2 separate regions of the Homo sapiens genome follow, and region 1 is linked to region 2. Evidence: read pairs that join two places in POLR2A ChIA-PET (ENCODE). Cell type or tissue: Caco-2. All regions are shown on one strand. Links, peaks and the distances in the headings refer to the core of each region. The heading gives the core; the rest is flanking DNA.

Region 1 (9,839 bases), core at 869-8,868, 1.8 Mb after region 2:
GAGAATTGCTTGAACCTGGGAGGTGGAGGTTGCATTGAGCCGAGATCGCGCCATTGCACTCCAGCCTGGGAGACAGAGTGAGAGTCTGTCTCAAAAAGAAACAAAAACAAAAACAAGAAGCTTCCTTGTTTGGTGGCTTTCTCAGGTTCCTCTTCGACTTTCTGTTCTCTAAACCCTGGAGCCCCTCAAAAGCCCAGAACTGACTCTGGCCTGTGCTTTAGTGCAGTTGCACCAGGGTTGCAAACACATGGCCTGAGGGCTCCATCCAGCCACCACATTTCGTTTGCCACCCCAGAGTATTTTTAAGTTTTTTGGTTTGTTTTTTTTTTGAGATGGAGTCTCGCTCTTGTCACGCAGGCTGGAGTGCAGTGGCACGATCTCAGCTCACTGCGGCCTCTGCTTCAGCCTCCCAAGTAGCTGAGATTACAGGCGTGCACCACCATGCCCGGCTAACTTTTTTATTTTTAGTAGAGATGGGGTTTCACCATGCTGGCCAGGCTGACCTCAGATGATCCGCCTGCCTCGGCCCCCCAAAGTGCTTGGATTACAGGCATGAGCTACCACGTCTGGCCCCCATGTCTTAAAAGAAAATAAAAGACAGGTGATCTCCACTCCACAGGCTCCACCACCCGCGTGGTCTTAAGGGCACCAACTTGAGTGGCTGTCACTCTCAGCTGACTGAGACTTACTCTTGCTTCCCATTTCACTGAGAAGAAGGAAGTCATTGGAGTAGGGACTTTTGGGAACTCCCCACACCAACACCACCACCACCTGCCTTGGCGCCCACGCACCCCTTCCTCCCAGATGCCTCTCGTGTGCTTGGATAATCCCAGCTGCGCCTTCCATCCCTCTCCCATCTCTTTCCTGCATCTTCCGGTTTCCCCTTGTCTGTTGCATCATCCCCATCAGCATAAAACTGATGATTTGAGCTGAGCGCGGTGGCTCACACTTGTAATCACAGCACTTTGGGAGGCTGAGGCGGGCGGATCACTTGAGGTCAGGAGTTTGAGACCAGCCTGACGAACATGGCGAAACCCAGTCTCCACTAAAAATACAAAAAATTAGCGGGGTATGGTGGCGGGCGCCTGTGGTCCCAGCTAGTTGGGAGGCTGAGGCAGGAGAATCGCTGGAGCCCAGGAGGCAAAGGTTGCGGTGAGCCGAGATCGCACAACTGCACTCCAGCCTGGGCATCTGTCTCAAAACAAAACAAAACAAAACAAAACAAAAACCTGCTGTGATATCATCCACTCCACCAAACACCCTCCAATCTCATTCCCCCCTCTAGCGACTATTTCTCTTCTCCCTTTATAGCAAAACTTCCTCTAAGGTTTTTTTTTTGTTTTTTTTTTTTTTATTCAACATTATCATCAGACACTTATATTTAGCCATCAACAGCATGGGTGCAAAACAAAAATCTACATTAAAACCCTTTGTTGGAATGCTTTGCACTTTCCACAGAAGAGAAACTGAAATAACCTGTTATACGATTAGTCACAAATACAGTCCTGGAGTTTTTTGTTTTTGTTTTTTGTCCATATACATGAGTATTGTCTCCAATACATCTTCCACTGGGTATGGTGGCTCATGCCTGCAATCCCAGCACTTTGGAAGGCTAAGGCGGGAGGATTGCTTAAGCCAGGGAGTTTGAGATCAGCCTAGGCAACATAGTGGAACTTCGTCTTTAAAAAATATTAAAAAATCAGGAGCCGAGGGTGGTGGCTCACGCCTGTAATCCCAGCACCTTGGGAGGCTGAGGTGGGTGGATGATTTGAAGTCAGGAGTTCAAGACCAGCCTGACCAACATAGTGAAACCCCATCTCGACTAAAAATATTTTAAAAATAGCCGGATGTGGTGGTTCACGCCTGTAATCCCAGGTACTCGGGAGGCTGAGGCAGGAGACTCCCATGAACTAAGGAGGCAGAGCTTGCAGTGAGCTCCAGCCTGGGCGATGGAGGGAGACTGTGTCTCAAAAAAAAAAAAAAAAAATAGGCAGGCATGGCGGCACGCACCTGTGGTCCCAGCTACTCGGGAAGCTGGGGTGAGAGGATTGCTTGAGCCCAGGGGTTGAGACTGCAGTGAGCTGTGATCATGCCACTGCACTCCAGCCTTGTCAACAGAGTGAGAGCCTGTCTCAAATCAAACACGGCCGGGCGCGGTGGCGCATGCCTGTAATCCCAGCACTTTGGGAGGCCGAGGCAGGCGGATCACAAGGTTGGGAGATCAAGACCATCCTGGCTAACACGGTGAAACCCCGTCTCTACTAAAAAATATTAAAAAAAATTAGCCGGGCGTGGTGGCTGGCACCTGTAAATCTCAGCTACTCAGGAGGCTGAGGCAGGAGAATGGCGTGAACCCGGGAGGTGGAGCTTGCAGTGAGCCGAGATCGCGCCACTGCACTCCAGCCTGGGCGACAGAGCGAGACTCCGTCTCAAAAAAAGCAAACAAACACAAAAAACACACCTTCTTCATAACAGACAGGCCCTGCCACCCCTGTGCCTGGCTGAGTTCACAAGTCTGTTTGTAACCTGAGCTTCCCTGTCATTTCCCTGGCTCTGTCTGCTGGCTAAGCTTCATTTCCCCAAAGTAACTAAAGCTTTCTGCCACCGCCCTGGCCACCAGGGCTGCTGGAACTGCCATAGCCATCTTGGTTTCATGTTTTGGCAAAATATTGGCCTCCATCACCATAGGGGCCAGGGCTTCTGCCTCCAAATCCTCCTCCCTTCATGGATCCAAAATTCGAAGACTGATTGCTGTTATGGCCAAGATTACTACAGCTTTTGCCACCTCCAAAACTACTTCCATCATTACTGTGATGGGGTTTTGTTTGTTTGTTTGTATTTGTTTTTTTGTTTTTTTGTTTTTGTTTTTGACAGAGTCTTGCTGTGTCGCCCAGGCTGGAGTGCAGTGGCACGATCTCGGCTCACTGCAACCTCCACCTATGGGTTCACACCATTCTCCTGCCTCAGCCTCCCAAGTAGGTGGGACTACAGGTGCCCACCACCACATCTGGCTAACTTTTGTATTTTGTATCTCTTCCTGAAACACCTGTGCAGACACAAACAGAAATAATGTTTTACCAGCTATGTGGGCACCCCTTAACCCAATCAAGTTGACACATACAATAAACCATCACTGCTGGGTGCAGCGGCCCACGTCTGTCATCTCAGCACTTTGGGAGGCCGAGCCACGTGGATCACCTGAGGTCAGGAGTTTGAGGCCAATCTGGCCAATATGGCGAAACCCTGTCCCTACTAATAATACAAAAATTAGCCAAGCGTGGTGGCAGGCGCTTGTAGTCCCAGCTACTCGGGAGGCTGAGGCAGGAGGGTTGCTTGAACCTGGGAGGCAGAGGTTGCAGTGAGCCGAGATCACGCCATTGCACTCTAGCCTGGGCGACACAGCAAGACTCTGTCACAAACAAAGAAACAGACAATTAGCCAGGCGTGGTGGCGCATGCCTGTAATCCCAGCTACTTGGGAGGCTGAGGCAGAAGAGTCGATTGAACCCGGGAGGGAGAGGTTGCAGTGAGCCGAGATCACGCCATTGCACTCCAGCCTGGGCGACACAGCAAGACTCTGTCACAAACAAAGAAACACAATTAGCCGGGCGTGGTGGCCCATGCCTGTAATCCCAGCTACTTGGGAGGCTGAGGCAGAAGAATCGCTTGAACCCGGGAGGCGGAGGTTGCAGTGAGCCGAGATCGTGCCATTGCACTCCAGCCTGGGTAACAAAAACAAAACTCCATCTCAAAAAAAAAAAAGAAGAAGAAGAGGAAGAAGGCCAGGCGCAGGGGCTTGCACCTGTAATCCCAGCACTTTGGGAGGCTGAGGCGGGCAGACCACTTGAGCTCAGGAGTTCGAGACCATCCTGGCCAACATGGTGAAACCCTGTCTCTGCTAAAAGTACAAAAAAAATTAACTGGGTGTGGTGGCACATGCCTGTGGTCCCAGCTACTTGTGAGGCTGAGGCAGGAGAATCGCTTGCACTGAGGAGGCAGAGGTTGCAGTGAGCCGAGATCACGCTACTGCACTCCAGCCTGGCCACAGAGCAAGGCTCTGTCTCAAAAAAAGAAATAATAATCTTTTGGATGTTGTTCTTCAGTGTCCTCTAATGCCATCAACAAAGATACTTTTATATATATACACACATATAGATATGTATATATATATATGTATAGCATAGTTATCAAATTTAGGAGATTAAATACTGATGTATTACATTTTATTTAATATGAAATCTATGATAAGAGGAAGAAATCATACACACAGTTGACAGTTCAGATTTATAAAAAGCATAAAATTAGCATAGATAAATTATTGATGACTAATGACACTAGCTATAAGTTTCTACTGTAGAATACGTCACACCGTGAATGTGGGTCATTTTTTCCGCCACTAGACTGAGTCATTGAGCACAGAAGATACATCAATTTTATGTGTTAGCAACATGTACAATTCTTTTTTTTTCTTTATTTCTTCTAAAAAAAAAACAGGATACATGTACAGAACGTGCAGGTTTGTCACGTAGGTATATGTGTGCCATGGTGGTTTGCTGCACCTGTTGGCCTGTCCTCAAAGTTCCCTCCACTCACCCGATCCTTTTTTCTTTTTTTTTTTTTTTTTTTGAGATAGGGTCTCGCTCTGTCTCCCAGGCTAGAGTGCAGTGGTGTGATCACAGCTCACTGCAGCCTCGCGTCCAACTCTTGGGCTCAAATGATCCTCCCACCTCAGCCTCCCAAGTAGCTGGGATTACAGGCAGGAGCCACCATGCTTGGCTAGTTGAATTTAATTTTTATTTATTTATTTATTTATTTTTTTCATAGAGACAGGGCCTTGCTATTTTACTCACGCTGGTCTCAAACTCCTCGGCTCAAATGATCCTCCTGCCTCAGCCTCCCAAATCTGGGATTAGACGTGAGCCACTATGCCCAGCCCAGAGCATTTTTATCACCCAAAAATGAAACTCCACAAACATTAAGTAAACACTCCCTGCTCTCCTCTTCCCCCAGCCTCGGGCAACCACTAATCTACCATCTGTCTCTGTGCTGTACATTTCATGTGAATGGAATTCTGTGCTAGGTGGCCTCTTGTGTCTGGCTTCTTTCACTCAGCATCACATCTTCGAGGTTCACTCATGTTGTAGCATGCGTCAGTGCTGCATTTTTTTCTTTCTTCTTTTTTTTTTTTTTTTTTTTTTGAGATGGAGTCTCGCTCTGTCACCCAGGCTGGAGTGCAGTGGCACGATCTCAGCTCACTGCAACCTCCACCTCCCGGGTTCAAACGATTCTCCTGCTTCAGCCTCCTGAGTACCTGGGACTACAGGCACGTGCCACCACGCCCGGCTAATTTTTTTTGTATTTTTAGTAGAGATGCGGTTTCACCATATTGTCCAGGCTGGTCCCGAACTCCTGACCTAGTGATCCGCCTGCCTCGGCCTCCCAAAGTGCTGGGATTACAGGTGTGAGCCACCGCGCCTGGCTGAGTTCTGTACTTTTAAGCTTTTCTCTTGACATAAAATTCAGACGCGAAATGCAGTTTCCGTGCAGTGAGGCACACAAACACCTTTGCTGTGGATTCCCCATTTCGCACATGGGAACAGATGCATTTTCCCAGGCAATTAAATACCAAGGACTTCCTGAAGGCACTGAGTGTCCAGGCCACCGAGTTTGTCCTTGAGTAGCTGTAAACACCCTCACCCCCGGGTATCCAGGAATCTGCCCGATGCCCTGGTGGCCAGCTCCAGGCATTAACAGCTTCCTCCCCATTTCCAGCAGTTTCCTTCAGTTACTGAGTGGAAAGTTACTGAGTCAGAGGCTGCGGAGATGAGGTTCCTTGGCAGATGGCTTTCATTTTTACCTCTCCCTACCTCCCTGTCGTCCACACAGCCCCAACACACACACACACACACACACACACACACACACACACACACACACTTACACACACACAGACCTGTTTTCTTTTTCTTTTTTTTTTTTTTTGAGACGGAGTCTCGCTCTTTCGCCCAGGCTGGACTGCAGTGGCGCTGTCTTGGCTCACTGCAAGCTCCGCCTCCCGGGTTCACGCCATTCTCCTGCCTCAGCCTCCCGAGTTGCTGGGACTACAGGCGCCCGCCACTACGCCCGGCTAATTTTTTTTGTATTTTTAGTAGAGACGGGGTTTCACCGTGTTAGCCAGGATGGTCTCGATCTCCTGACCTCGTGATCCGCCCGCCTCAGCCTCCCAAAGTGCTGGGATTACAGGCGTGAGCCACCGCGCCCGGCCTTTTTTTTTTTTTTTAATTTTTTTTTTTTTTTCAACCCATGTGGACCAGGTTGGCCTCGAACTCGTGCCCTCGAACCCTCGCCTCCCTGAGGGTCCGAGGGCCCGCGCAACCGGCTGGAGCCACAATGGCTCCACCTGTTTTCTTATCTACAAAACATCTGTTTTTATTTAATATACATCATTTTATTTAATATGGGAGGGAGAAGAACAGCAGAAATAGCTCCTTAAAGCCCCGTTCTACAGGATGTAGTGGGGAAGAGGGAAGCTCTGACGTTAGTCTCTCCCTTCATCCATTTCTTTTATAAACTGCCTGCTCTATTTTTATAAACATTTTGTCCTGGATAAACCTTCCCAAAGGCCATAATATACAATGAAGAAAGACTAACAGAAAGCAAAACACTAAACCCTTCTTCCTGAAAAAAGATACCACATACAAAGTCAAAAGACAAAAGCAGCCTGGGGGGAATGTTTGTGACATGTATGACAGACTGTGGATCCACAATAAATAAAGAGCTACTACAAATAAACAAGAAAATGACAAACAGCACAGGAGGAAAATGGTCAAAAGGTTTGTACCAACACAGAAGAGGAATATGAATGACTAGTAATGTTCGACCTCATTGGTAACCAGGCACAATAAAATAAACATAGTGAGATCGCACAGTAGCAAAGCTACATGGAAACAGGGGGTCTCCTCCTATGCTACCAGAGAGTAAAAATCAGCACAGCCCGTTTGGAGAGCAATTGGGGTGAACCTATCAAATGACCTGTTACAGATACATGTACCCTTCAGCCCAGAGATTCATTTCCAGGTACTTACCCTCCACATGTATGTGAAAATGCACGTGGGCAAAGACATTCTTTCATCTTCATTAGGAGGAGCCACGCAGGCCTGGTTAAGTAACATAGGATGCACCCACATAACGGGATTCCACACAGACTATACACAGAATCACCTCCAAGATGCACTGATAGCAAGCTGCAGAACCACATACGGTGTGATCCTAAGACATCGAAAAAACCAGTTATATCCTCACAAGTACGTGCATGAAATTTATTTATGTATTTATGTGTTTTATTTATTAATTTGTTTCCAATATGGAGCTTCGCTCTGTTGCCTAGGCTGGAGTGCAATAGCACAATCTTGGCTCACTGCAACCTCCGCCTCCCGGGTTCAAGCGATTCTCCTGCCTCAGCCTCCCAAGTAGCTGGGATTACAGGGATGCGCTACCACATCGGCTAATTTTTTGTATTTAGTAGAGATGTGGTTTCACCATGTTGGCCAGGCTGGTCCACCCACCTCGGCCTCCCAAAGTGCGGGGATTACAGATGTAAGCCACTGTGCCTGGCCTTATTTCTTTATTTTGAGATAGGGTTTGTTCTGTTGACCAGGCTGGAGTGCAGTAGCTAGATCTTGGCTCTCTGCAGCCTCAATACCTTGGGCTCAAGCAATCCTCCCATCTCAGCCTCCCAAGTAGCTGGGATCGCAGGTGTGATACCTACCATGTCCAGGATATTTTTCTTTTTTTTTTTTTTGGTGGAGATGGGGGTCTCACTATGTTGCTCAGGCTGGACACGAACTCCTGGCCTCAAGCAATCCTCCTGCCCTGGCCTCCCGAAGTGCTGGGATTATAGGTACGAGCCACTGCGCCTGGCCGGGTTCATTCCTTTTCAATGTTGAGGAGTGCTCCATTGCCTGGAGGGGCCAGAGTTTGTTTTTCTATTCATTTTTGAAGAATATTTAGGTTGTTTCCAGTTTTTGGTGAATAAAACCACTATAAACATTCGTGTGGCCAGGCATGGTGGCTCACGCCTGTAATCCCAGCACTTTGGGAGGCCGAGGTGGGCGGATCATGAGGTCAGGAGATCAAGACCATCCTGGCTAACACGGTGAAACTTGTCTCTACTAAACAAAATACGAAAATTAGCCGGGCGTGGTGGCAGGCACCTATAGTCCCAGCTACTTGGGAGGCTGAGGCAGGAGAATGGCATGAACCTGGGAGGCGGAGCTTGTAGTGAGCCGAGATCGCATCACTGCACTCCAGCCTGGGAGACAGAGCAAGACTCTCTCTCTCAAAAAAAAAAATTCTTGTGCATTTTCGTTGTTTTTCTGTTTACAACTACAAGGTAAATGTCATTCATTCAGGTGTTTTGTAACATCTTTGTTGACATATATTTACATACCATTCAATTCACTTATTTAAAATGTATACTTCGGCCAAGCGCGGTGGCTCACGCCTGTAATCCCAGCACTTTGGGAGCAGGAGGGGGGTGGATCACGAGGTCAGGAGATTGAGACCATCCTGGCCAACATGGGGAAACCCTGTCTCTACTAAAAATACAAAAATTAGCTGGGCGTGGTGGCGTGCGCCTGTAGTCCCAGCTACTTGGGAGGCTGAGGCAGGAGAATCCCTTGAACCCGGGAGGTGGAGGTTGCAGTGAGCCGAGACTGTGTCACTGCACTCCAGCCTAGCGACAGAGGGAGACTCCACTAAAAAAAAAAAAGTATACGGCCGGCCGCAGTGACTCACACCTGTAATCCCAGCACTTTGGGAGGCCAAGGCGAGTGGATCACGTGAGGTCAGGAGTTCGAGACCAGCCTGGCCAACATGGTGAAACCCTGTCTCTACTAAAAAAAACACACAAAAAAATTAGCCAGGCATGGTGGCATGTGCCTGAAGTCCCAGCTACTTGGGAGGCTGAGGCAGGAGAATCGCTTGAACCCGGGAGGTGGATGTTGCAGTGAGCTGAGATCATTGCGATCATGCCATTGCATTTTAGCCTGGGCAACAGAGCGAAATTCCCTCACAAAAAAAAAGAAAAGAAAAGAAGTTAAGAAAGACAGAAAAGAAAAGGAAAAGAGAAGAGAAGAGAAGAGAAGAGAAAAGAAAAGAAAAGAAAAAGTAAAGAAAGAAAAGAAACCCAAGCCAGGTTCAGTGGCTTGCGCCTGTAATCCCCGCCCCTCAGAAGGCCAGGGCATACCAAAGTTATTGAAATAAGAAATCAAGAAAGAGAGAAAAAAAAAAGAAAGAAAAACAAGTAAAAAGGAGGCTGAAGCAGGAGGATTGCTCAAGGCCAGGAGTTTGAGACCAGCCTGAGCAACATAGCGAGACCCTGTCTCGAAGAAAAATAATTTTAAAATTGGCCAGGTTTAAAACAGGCACAGTGGTTCACGCCTGTAATCTCAGCACTTTGGGAGGCCGAGGCGGGCAGATCACGAGGTCAGGAGATCGAGACCATCCTGGCTAACGTGGTGAAACCCCGTCTCTACTAAAAAATACAAAAGATTAGCCAGGCGTGGTGGGCACCTGTAGTCCCAGCTACTCGGGAGGCTGAGGCAGAAGAATGGCGTGAACCCGGGAGGCAGAGCTTGCAGTGAGCCGAGATTGTGCCACTGCACTCCAGCCTGGGCGACAGAGCAAGATTCTGTCTCAAAAAAAAAAAAAATTAAAATTAAAGTTTTTAAAAAAATTGGCCAGGTGTGGTGATGCACACCTGTAGTACAAGATACTCGGGAGGCTGAGGGAGGAGGATCACTGGAGCCCAAGAAGTCGAGGCTGCAATGAGCTATGATC
Region 2 (9,839 bases), core at 1,170-9,169:
TTTTTTTTTTTTTTTTTTTTTTTTTTGAGACAGAGTCTCGCTGTGTCACCCAGGCTGGAGTACATTGATGCGATTTTGACTCACTGCAATCTCCACCTCCCGGGTTCAGCAATTCTCCTGCCTCAGCCTCCTGAGTAGCTGGGATTACAGGCACCCGCCACCACAACCCACTTTGTGTCTTTAGTAGAGATGGGGTTTCACCATGTTGGCCAGGCTGGTCTTGAACTCCTGACCTCAGGTAATCCGCCCGCCTCAGCCTCCCAAAGTGCTGGGATTACAGGTGTGAGCCACCTCGCCTGGCCAGACAGTGGTTCTTTTTTTTTTGAGACGGAGTTTCATTCCTGTTGCCCAGGCTGGAGTACAATGGCGCGATCTCGGCTCACTGCAACCTCCACCTCTCAGGTTCGAGCAATTCTCCTGCCTCAGCCTCCCAAGTAGCTGGGATTACAGTCATGTGCCACCACGCTCAGCTAATTTTTTGTATTTTTAGTAGAGACAGGGTTTCTCCATGTTGGTCAGGCTGGTCTCGAACTCCTGACCTCAAAGGATCCGCCCTCCTCGGCCTCCCAAAGTGCTGGGATTACAGGCGCGAGCCACCGTGCCTGGCCAGACAGTGGTTCTTAAACCATGTGCATCAGAATCATCCATAGCGCTAGTTAAAACATAATGTCGCCTGATGTGGTGGCTCATGCCTGTAATCCCGGCACTTTGGGAGGCCGAGGTAGGCTCATCACCTGAGGTCGGGAGTTCTAGACCAGGCTGACCAACATGGAGAAACACCATCTCTACTAAAAATACAAAATTAGCTGGGCGTGGTGGCGCATGCCTGTAATCCCAAATATTCAGGAGGCTGAGGCAGGAGAATCACTTGAACCTGGGAGGTGGAGGTTGCCGTGAGCCGAGATCATGGCATTGCACTCCAGCCTGGGCAACAAGAGTGAAACTCCGTCTCAAACAAACAAACAAAAAAACAGCCGGCCGTGGTGGCTCACTCCTGTGATCCCAGCACTTTGGGAGGTCGAGACAGGCAGATCACAAGGTCAGGAGTTCAAGACCAGCCTGGCCAATATGTTGAAACCCCATCTCTACTAAAAATACAAAAAAAATTAGCCAGGCGTGGTGGCAGGCACCTGTAATCCCAGCTACTTGGGAGGCTGAGGCAGGAGAATCACTTGAACCCGGGAGGCGGAAGTTGCAGTGAGCGGGGATCGTGCCACTGCACTCCAGCCTGGGTGACAGAGCAAGAGCCTCCGTCTCAGGAAAAAAAACAAAAAACCATGTCAGGCCCCACCTCTCGAGTTTCTGATTCAGTAGGTTTGGGATGAGAAATTATTTGCATTTTTAGCAAGCTCCCAAGAGATGCCTAGAACTACTAGTCTATAAAGTCCCCCAGCCAAAATTCAGTGCTGCCCAAGGAAATGCAGAATCTCAACCAAATTATGACATTTTTTCTTATATACATTTGCCAGGATTTGGAGGGCAGGGGTAGTCCTGTTGTTATGAATACTCAGTGGCTCCAGTTAGCTGGGTCTGGGCCTTTCTCTGGAGATATAATCTTGGGATGGACCCAAGTTCTGGCTTGGCCATTGAAGAAGTGAGGCCGGTTCCCCAACAGGTCTGTGAGTTTAGGGAGGATGGCATCAGTGACAGACACTGCCCAAGCGGTGGTCCTGCGCAGGAACAAGGCTGAGACTTTTCTTTTTTTTGAGACAGAGTCTCGCTCTGTCACCCAGCCTGGAGTGTAGTGTCACAATCTCGGCTCACTGCAACCTCCGCCTCCCAGGTTCAAGTGATTCTCCTGCCTCAGCCTCCCGAGTAGCTGAGATTATAGGCGTGTGCCACCATGTCCACCTAATTTTTGTATTTTTAGTAGAGACGGGGTTTTGCCATGTTGGCCAGGCCGGTCTGGAACTCCTGGCCTCAAGCGATCTGCCTGCCTTGGCCTCCCAAAGTGCTAGGATTACAGGCATGAGCCACCGTGCCCGGCCAAGGCTGAGACTTTTCTGGTCCAAGACCTAGATCTTTGGTTTCAAATGAGAGTTATTTCTGATGTCATCCATTCAATAAATATTTATTATGCGCCTGTTCTGTACCTGGCCTTGTGCCGAGCAGTGCTGAGGACAGGCCTGGCCCTGGGGTTCCCTACCTAGATGAGGAGGCAGACACGTAAACAATAAGTTAAATATGGGATTATAAAATGTGATAAGGGCTATGAAGAAACCTTGGGGTCAATGATATTTAATAACAGGGTGGGGATACGAGAACTAGTGAGATAGAATGGGAAGGAAAATTCCCTTTTTGTTTTTGGAGGCAGAGTCTCATTCTGTCGCCTACACTGGAGTGCGGTGGCGTGATCTAGGCTTACTGCAACCTCCGACTCCCGGGTTCAAGCCATCCTCCTGCCTCAGCCTCTCAAACAGCTGGGATTCCAGGCGTGTGCCACCACACGCAGCTGATTTTTGTACTTTTAGAGAAACGGGGTTTCACCACGTTGGCCAGGCTTGTCTCAAAATCCTGACCTCCACTGATCCAGCCACCTCGGCCTCTCAAAGTGCTGGGATTACAGGCATGAGCCACTGTGCCCAGCGAGAAAATCCCCTTCATTGTGAAGGGCCAGACATATGCTGGACCCTGGGGATAAAATGAGGAGAAACAGACATTATTCCCACTCTTCAATGCTCCCAGTCTATAGGAGACAGGTATGAGTCAGTGTAATGTGAGGTCATGTGACATCTTCATCAGCGCCATGAAAATGATAAAACAGGCTGGGTGTGGTGGCTCATGCCTGTAATCCCAGCACTTTGGGAGGCCGAGGTGGGTGGATCACCTGAGGTCAGGAGTTCAAGACCAGCCTGACCAACGTGGCAAAACCTCATCTCTACTAAAAATACGAAAATTAGCTGGGTGTGGTGGCCTGTAATCCCAGCTACTCAGGAGGCTGAGGCAGGAGAATCACTTGAACCTGCGAGGCGGAGGTTGTGGTGAGCTGAGATTGCATCATTGCACTCCAGCCTGGGTGACAACAGCAAAACTCCATCTGAAAAAAAAAAAAAAAAAGAAAATGATAAAACAAAGGCACCTGACTTTGAGGGACTGGAGTGGGGGATAAGGGGACTCTCTTGGATAAAATGGTCAGGGAAGAGCTGTCTAGGATGTGACGTTTGACCAAGGAACTGAAGATGGAGGAGGAGGAAGTCACGCCATGCAAAGAACTGGGGGAAGAGCATTCAGGCAGAGACCAGCCTGTGCAAAGGCTGAGGCAGCACATACATAGTCAATTTCCTGCTCTCACATCTGCTCTCACGTGGCCCATCCTGGCTGCCCCTGAATGGTGGCAAGTCCACGTTGGGGGTAAAGGGAGGCACTGCTATTTGAGCAGAAACTTGAATAATTTCCTGGCTAATAGAGGACTTGAGATAATAATAATATTAACTAAGCTTTCTGGAAGATGTCGCGTGGTCAGAACCTGCACTAAGTAGTTTACCTGTGTGATTCTGAATCCTCATGTTAGTTCCTGAGGTAGGAGCTCACACCTCATTTTGTAGAGGAAGCTCAGAGACGGTAAGTGACTTGCCCAAGGCTGCACAGCCAGTGAGTAACAGCTGAGATTCAAATCAACTCTATGTGACTCTACACTCCATGCTCTAAAATCATGCCCATGGCCAGGCGTGGTGGCTCACACCTGTAATCCCAGCACTTTGGGAGGCTGGGGTGGGTGGGTCACTTGAGGCCAGGAGTTCGAGACCAGCCTGGCCAACATGGTGAAACCCCGTCTCTACTAAAAGTACAAAAATTAGCCGGGCATGGTGGTACGAGACTGTAATCCCAGCTACTCAGGAGGCTGAGGCAGGAGAATCGCTAGAACCCGGGAGGCAGAGGTTGCAGTGAGCCAAGAATGCACCACACTGTACTCCAGCCTGGGTGACAGAGCAAGACTCCATCTCAAAAAATAGAAAATAGGCTGGGCGTGGTGGCTCACGCCTGTAATCCCAGCACTTTAGGAGGCCGAGGTGCGCGGATCATGAGGTCAGGAGATCGAGACTAGCCTGACTAACATAGTAAAACCCCGTCTCTGCTAAAAATACAAAAAAAAAAAAAAAAAAAAAAAGCCGGGTGTGGTGGTGTGCACCTGTAATCTCAGCTACTCGGGAGGCTGAGACAGGAGAATCACTTGAACCCAGGAGGCAGAGGTTGCAGTGAGCCAAGATTGTGCCACTGCACCCTAGCCTGGGTGACAGAGCAAGACTCCGTCTCAAAAAAATAAAAATAAATAAAATAAAATAAAATAAAATATTAAATAAAAGTATCTTAGCCCAACAAGGTAGGCATTATTATTGTGCCCATTTTACAGATGAAGAAGCCAAGGCACAAAAAGGTGAAGTAATAGGCTTATGGCCCCACAACTAGCAAGTTGCAGAGCCAGGATTTGAACAGAGGCAGTGAACCCAGAGCTCCAGCCACAGCCGCCCAGGACTCAGTCTCCCCCTACAGCCCGGGAGCCTCTGGAGGGTCCAAAGTCTAACTCTGTCTTTGGGTCCCCAGGTTCATCCAGCACAGATGCCTAAGAAGGATTTTCCCAGTTCAAGTGACTTGAGGTTGGCCCTGCCACTGACCTAGAGCGTGTCCCTTCCTCTCTGCCAGCCTCAGTATCCCCATCTGCCAAATTGGGGGGACCTTGGCACCCTACTGGCTTCACAGATCCCATGAGATAAGGGGTGCAGGAAAACTACCTTTCAAGGGGCAAAGGTCTGGCTGCCAGGAGCCACTCCCTGAGAACAGAGGAGGACAGATCTAGCAGCGGAACAGGTTCGCGTCTATAAATCCCCAGCCAGAGACCAGCGCAGGCAGCCCTGGGTGGGACACCTGGCTGCAGCTGCCTTCCGTTGCTGTGTGATTCTAAGGCTCACTGGCGGCCTCTGGGCTTCCCCTTGTCCTGTCTATGGAATGACGGGAGGTCGGTTTCGATTCCTCCACGATTCTGTGAAGGGCTGAGCTTTCCTGGGGAGGTGAAAAGGGGCTTCCCTGAGGACCCAGCATTACTGTACCTCCTCACTTAGGAAGCAGGGGTGAATCTGGGATTTTGGGTGGTCACTGTGGGAGGACAGGGCTGGGGTACAGAGCAAGAGGCTGCCTGGGTTCAGATCAGCCTCTTTGCATCTTTTTGTTGTTGTTGTTGTTTGTTTTTGAGACAGTCTCGCTCTGTTGTCCAGGCTGGAGTGCAGTGACGCAATCTCAGCTCACTGCAACCTCTGCCTCCTGAGTTCAAGCGATTCTCCTGCCTCAGCCTCCCGAGTAGCTGGGATTACAGGTGCCCACCACGATACCCAGCTAATTTTTGTATTTTTAGTAGAGACGGGGTTTCGCCATGTTGGCCAGGCTGGTCTCGAACTCCTGACCTCAAGTGATCTGCCCACCTCAGCCTCCCAAAGTGCTGGGATTACAGGCGTGAGCCACCAGGCCTGGCCACCTCTTTGTATCTTTAAACACCAGCCAGTGACCTCCAGGACCCTGGGGTGGACTTCAGGGAGGGAACACACCCCAATTTGTTTGGAAATTTGGGCATCCACTTTTTCCTGGTGCTAAGACCCCTTTCTAATGGGTTCCCAAAAAGACTTCATAATCCCTGGTCTAAATGTTTTTCGGGAGGCATTTGGCTTAGTTGGAGGATACCCTGATGCTGGGACCCCAACATTAGAGGTTGAAAGGATGGTAGCCCAGAGGAGAAGATGAGGTTTGGGGTTTAGTGCCCCAGCAAGTCAGAGCCCAGGGTTTCCCAGGACGGAGGAAGACGGAAGGGTCACAGGAGGGACAGGGTTGGGGAATCTGTCTTAAAAGATGAAAAGTTGTGACCACTTTCTGGACCTTACCTTTCTCTTTCTCTTTCTCTTCCTTCCACAGATGAATTGGGTGAGTATCACAGGGCAGGTTTGCGGGGAGGCTGAGGGACCCAAGTGCCTACAGAAGGGGGTCTTGGCCTTCCTTGTTCAGTGGGGGTGGGGGAGAGGTGTCACTGTGTGACTTCCAGGACTGTGGAGGGATTTGAACGAAGTCATGCTCCTAAGGTACTTAGCAGTGCTTGACACTTGGAAAACACTCAGCACGCCGGGGGCTGTGTGACTCACACCTGTAATCCTGGCACTTTGGGAGGCAGAGGCAGGAGGACTGCTTGAGGCCAGGAGTTCAGGACTAGCCTGGGTAACATAGTGAGACCCCCATCTCTACACAAAATTTTTAAAAATTAGCCGGGCATGGTGGTGCGCACCTGTAGTCCCAGCTGCTCAGGAGGCTGAAGTGGGAGGATCACCTGAGCCTGGGAGGTTGCCTTGGAAGCCGAGGCTGCAGTGAGCTATGATTGCACCACTGCACTGCAGCCTGGGCGGCAGAGCAAGACCGTGTCTCAAAAAGAAAACCAATTAAAATAAAATAATGTTATTAATCCCCTAGTGAGTACAGACAGACACTGTTTTAGGCCCTGGGGATTTAGCCATGAACAAAACCAAGTCCCTGCCCTCGCAGAGCTGATAGCCCGGTGTGGGAGACAGAGGAAAATGAACAGATGAGCAAGATAATGTTAGCCTGGGCTGAGAGCTGTGAAAGAAATAAACAGGACGAGGGAGAGATGGCCTGGAGAAGACACATTAGGTTAGGCTTTTCTGAAGAGATAACATACGAGCTGAGACCAGGAGGAGAAGCAGCCAGCATGGGTTGAATGGGGGACCGTGTGGAACAGGCAGTTGGAGGAGCAAGTTCTTTCTTATTTATTTATTTAAGTTATTTTTTGAGACAGAGTCTCGCTCTGTCGCCCAGGCTGGAGTGCAGTGGTGCTGTCTCAGCTCACTGCAACCTCCACCTCCCAGGTTCAAGCAATTCTCCTGCCTCAGCCTCCCGAGTAGCTGGGAGTACAGGCATGCACCAACATACCTGGCTCATTTTTGTATTTATTTATCTATTTATTTAGAGATGGAATTTCGCTCTTGTTGCCCAGGCTGGAGTGCAATGGCATGATCTTGGCTCACTGCAACCTCCACCTCCCAGGTTTAAGTGATTCTCCTGCCTCTGCCTCCCGAGTAGCTGGAACTGCAGGCACACATCACCATGCCCAATTTTTATATTTTTAGTGGAGATGGGGTTTCACCATGTTCGCCAGGCAGGTCTCAAACTCCTGACCTCAGGTGATCCGCCTGCCTCGGCCTCCCAAAGTGCTGGGATTACAGGCGTGAGCCACCATGCCCAGCCTATTTATTTATTTATTATTATTATTTTTTGAGATGGAGTCTTGCTCTGTTGCGCAGGATGGAGTGCAGTGACGCAATCTCGGCTCACTGCAACCTCCGCCTGACGGTTTCAAGCGATTCTCCTGCCTCAGCCTCCTGAGTTGCTGGGACTACAGGCACGTGCCACCATGCCTGGCTAATTTTTTGTATTTTTAGTAGAGACAGGGTTTCACTGTGTTAGCCAGGATGGTCTCGATCTCCTGACCTCATGATCCGCCCGCCTCGGCCTCCCGAAATGCTGGGATTACAGGCATGAGCCACCGCGCCCAGCCTATTATTTATTGAGAGACGGAGTCTCACTCTGTCGCCCAGGCTGGCGTGCAGTGTCACGATCTTGACTTACTGCAGTGTCCGCCTCCTGGGTTCAAGCTGTTCTCCTGCCTCAGCCTCCTGAGTAGCTGGGATTACAGACGTGGGAGACCATTCGGGCTAATTTTTGTAGAGACGGGGTTTCACTATGTTGGCCAGGCTGGTCTCGAACTCCTGACCTCAATTGATTCACCCACCTTGGCCTCCCAAGGTGTTGGGATTACAGGCGTGAGCCACCGCACCTGGCCTCCCTGACTCTGTGTGTGTGTGTGTGTGTGTGTGTGTGTGTGTGTGTGTGTGAGAGAGAGAGAGAGAGAGAGAGAGAGAGAGAGAGAGATAAATGGGATGGAAAACGTCTCGGGGGTAATCAAGCCTTTTTTTTTTTTTTTAATTTTTTAAAGAATGGGCGTCACCACCCGTTTTTTCTTCTCCCGCAGAGATCATCGACGAGTACATCAAGGAGAACGGCTTCGGCCTGGACGGGGGACAGCCGGGCCCGGGCGAGGGGCTGCCACGCCTGGTGTCTCGCGGGGCTGCGTCCCTGAGCACGGTCACCCTGGGCCCTGTGGCGCCCCCAGCCACGCCGCCGCCTTGGGGCTGCCCCCTGGGCCGACTAGTGTCCCCAGCGCCGGGCCCGGGCCCGCAGCCGCACCTGGTCATCACGGAGCAGCCCAAGCAGCGCGGCATGCGCTTCCGCTACGAGTGCGAGGGCCGCTCGGCCGGCAGCATCCTTGGGGAGAGCAGCACCGAGGCCAGCAAGACGCTGCCCGCCATCGAGGTGGGCCCGGCGAGCGGCCCCGGGCGGGTGGGACTGGGGCTTCCCCTGCACCCCGGAGCCATCCACATGCATTTATACGTTTATTTGATGGTGGCTGTTGTTGTTATTGTTGGACCAGATATTAATTATACTATCACCTGGCCTGGAATCCAAAAGGTTCAGAAAAAAGGAGGGGTCGGACATTTGGCTGGGCACGGTGACTCGCGCCTGTAATCCCAGTACTTTGGGAGTCTGAGGCGGGCGGATCCCTTGATGTCAGGAGTTCGAGACCAGCCTGGCCAACATGGTGAAACCCCATCTGTACTAAAAGTACACAAATTAGCCGAGTGTGGTGGCACAATCCCAGCTATTTAGGAGGCCGAGGTGGGAGGATTAGCTGAGCCCAGGGAGGTGCAGGCTGCTGTGAGCTGAGATTGCACCATTGCATAGCAGTCTGGGTAACAGAGTGAGACCTTGTCTCAAAAAAAAAGAAAAAAAAAAAAGAAGGCAGATCGTGGTGCGGTGGCTCAGGCTTGTAATTCTAGCACTTTGGGAGGTCGAGGCGAGCGGATCACTCGAGCTCAGGAGTTCTAGATGAGCCTGGGCAAGACGGCAAAACCCCATCTCTACAAAAAATACAAAAATTAGCCAGGTGTGGTGGCACATGGCTGTAGTCCTAGCTACATGGTAGGGCTGAGGTGGGAGGATCGCTTGAGCCTAGGAGGTCAAGGCTACAGTGAGCCAAGATCGCACCACTGCACTCCAGCCTGAGCAACAGAGCAATACCCTGCCTCCATTAAAAAACAAACAAATATATATAACACTGGAAGTAAAAAAAGCAAAGGTGATTACTTTTGGCAGGGTATTAATGTATTAATAAGGTACAGGTAAGTTTTATTTTTTTGAGACGGAGTCTTGGTCTGTTGCCCAGGCTGGAGTGCAGTGGTGTGATCTCGCCTCACTGCAACCTCCACCTCCCGGGTTCAAGCGATTCTCCTGCCTCAGCCTCCCGAGTAGCTGGGATTACAGGTCCACCACCACGCCTGGCTAATTTTTGTATTTCTTAGTAGAGAAGGGGTTTTGCCATGTTGGCCAGGCTGGTCTCAAACCCCTGACCTCAAGTGATCCGCATGCCTTGGCCTTCCAGAGTGCTGGGATTGCAGGTGTGAGCCACTGTGCCTGGCCTCTTTGGTGTCTGTTAATCTGGATCTGTTCTTCAATCTGTCTTTGTGTTTCGTGAGTTGAACATTTGTGCAGAACAGGACGGATGTTTTGTAGAATGTCCCACATTCTGAAGCTGGTCGTGGTGGCTCATGCCTGTAATCCTAGCACTTTGGGAGGCCGAGGCAGGCGGATCACCTGAGGTCGGGAGTTCGAGACCACCCTGACCAACATGGAGAAACCCCATGTCTACTGAAAATACAAAATTAGTGCGGCGTGGTGGTGCATGCCTGTAATCCCAGCTACTCGGGAGGCTGAGGCAGAAGAATCACTTGAAT

What was found. ChIA-PET counts read pairs that join two places held together with the same protein. Peaks named below come from ENCODE experiments on the same cell type or tissue, not always from the same donor. Only the 100,000 strongest peaks of a DNase experiment are listed, where the experiment ranks them.
Region 1: POLR2A ChIA-PET joins it to region 2 with 9 read pairs; 1 of 35 experiments calls an interaction of 5 or more read pairs at or near these places.

Annotation. Positions count from the first base shown.
Region 1 is chr19:46,824,306-46,834,144 of GRCh38, forward strand. SNAR-E (small NF90 (ILF3) associated RNA E) reads right to left here and starts at 6,399; the gene lies at 6,280-6,399. In Caco-2, for the core only: no CTCF peak of the experiment used is centred there; DNase peaks (open chromatin) are centred at 5,046 and 5,736.
Region 2 is chr19:45,003,916-45,013,754 of GRCh38, forward strand. It overlaps RELB (RELB proto-oncogene, NF-kB subunit), which reads left to right. Exons shown (of 12, transcript NM_006509.4): 3 at 5,899-5,907; 4 at 8,021-8,361. Among named protein-coding and RNA genes, the nearest start is that of RELB, 7.4 kb to the left of the region's middle. RefSeq lists a silencer at 3,206-3,355 and an enhancer at 7,718-8,219. In Caco-2, for the core only: no CTCF peak of the experiment used is centred there; a DNase peak (open chromatin) is centred at 4,816.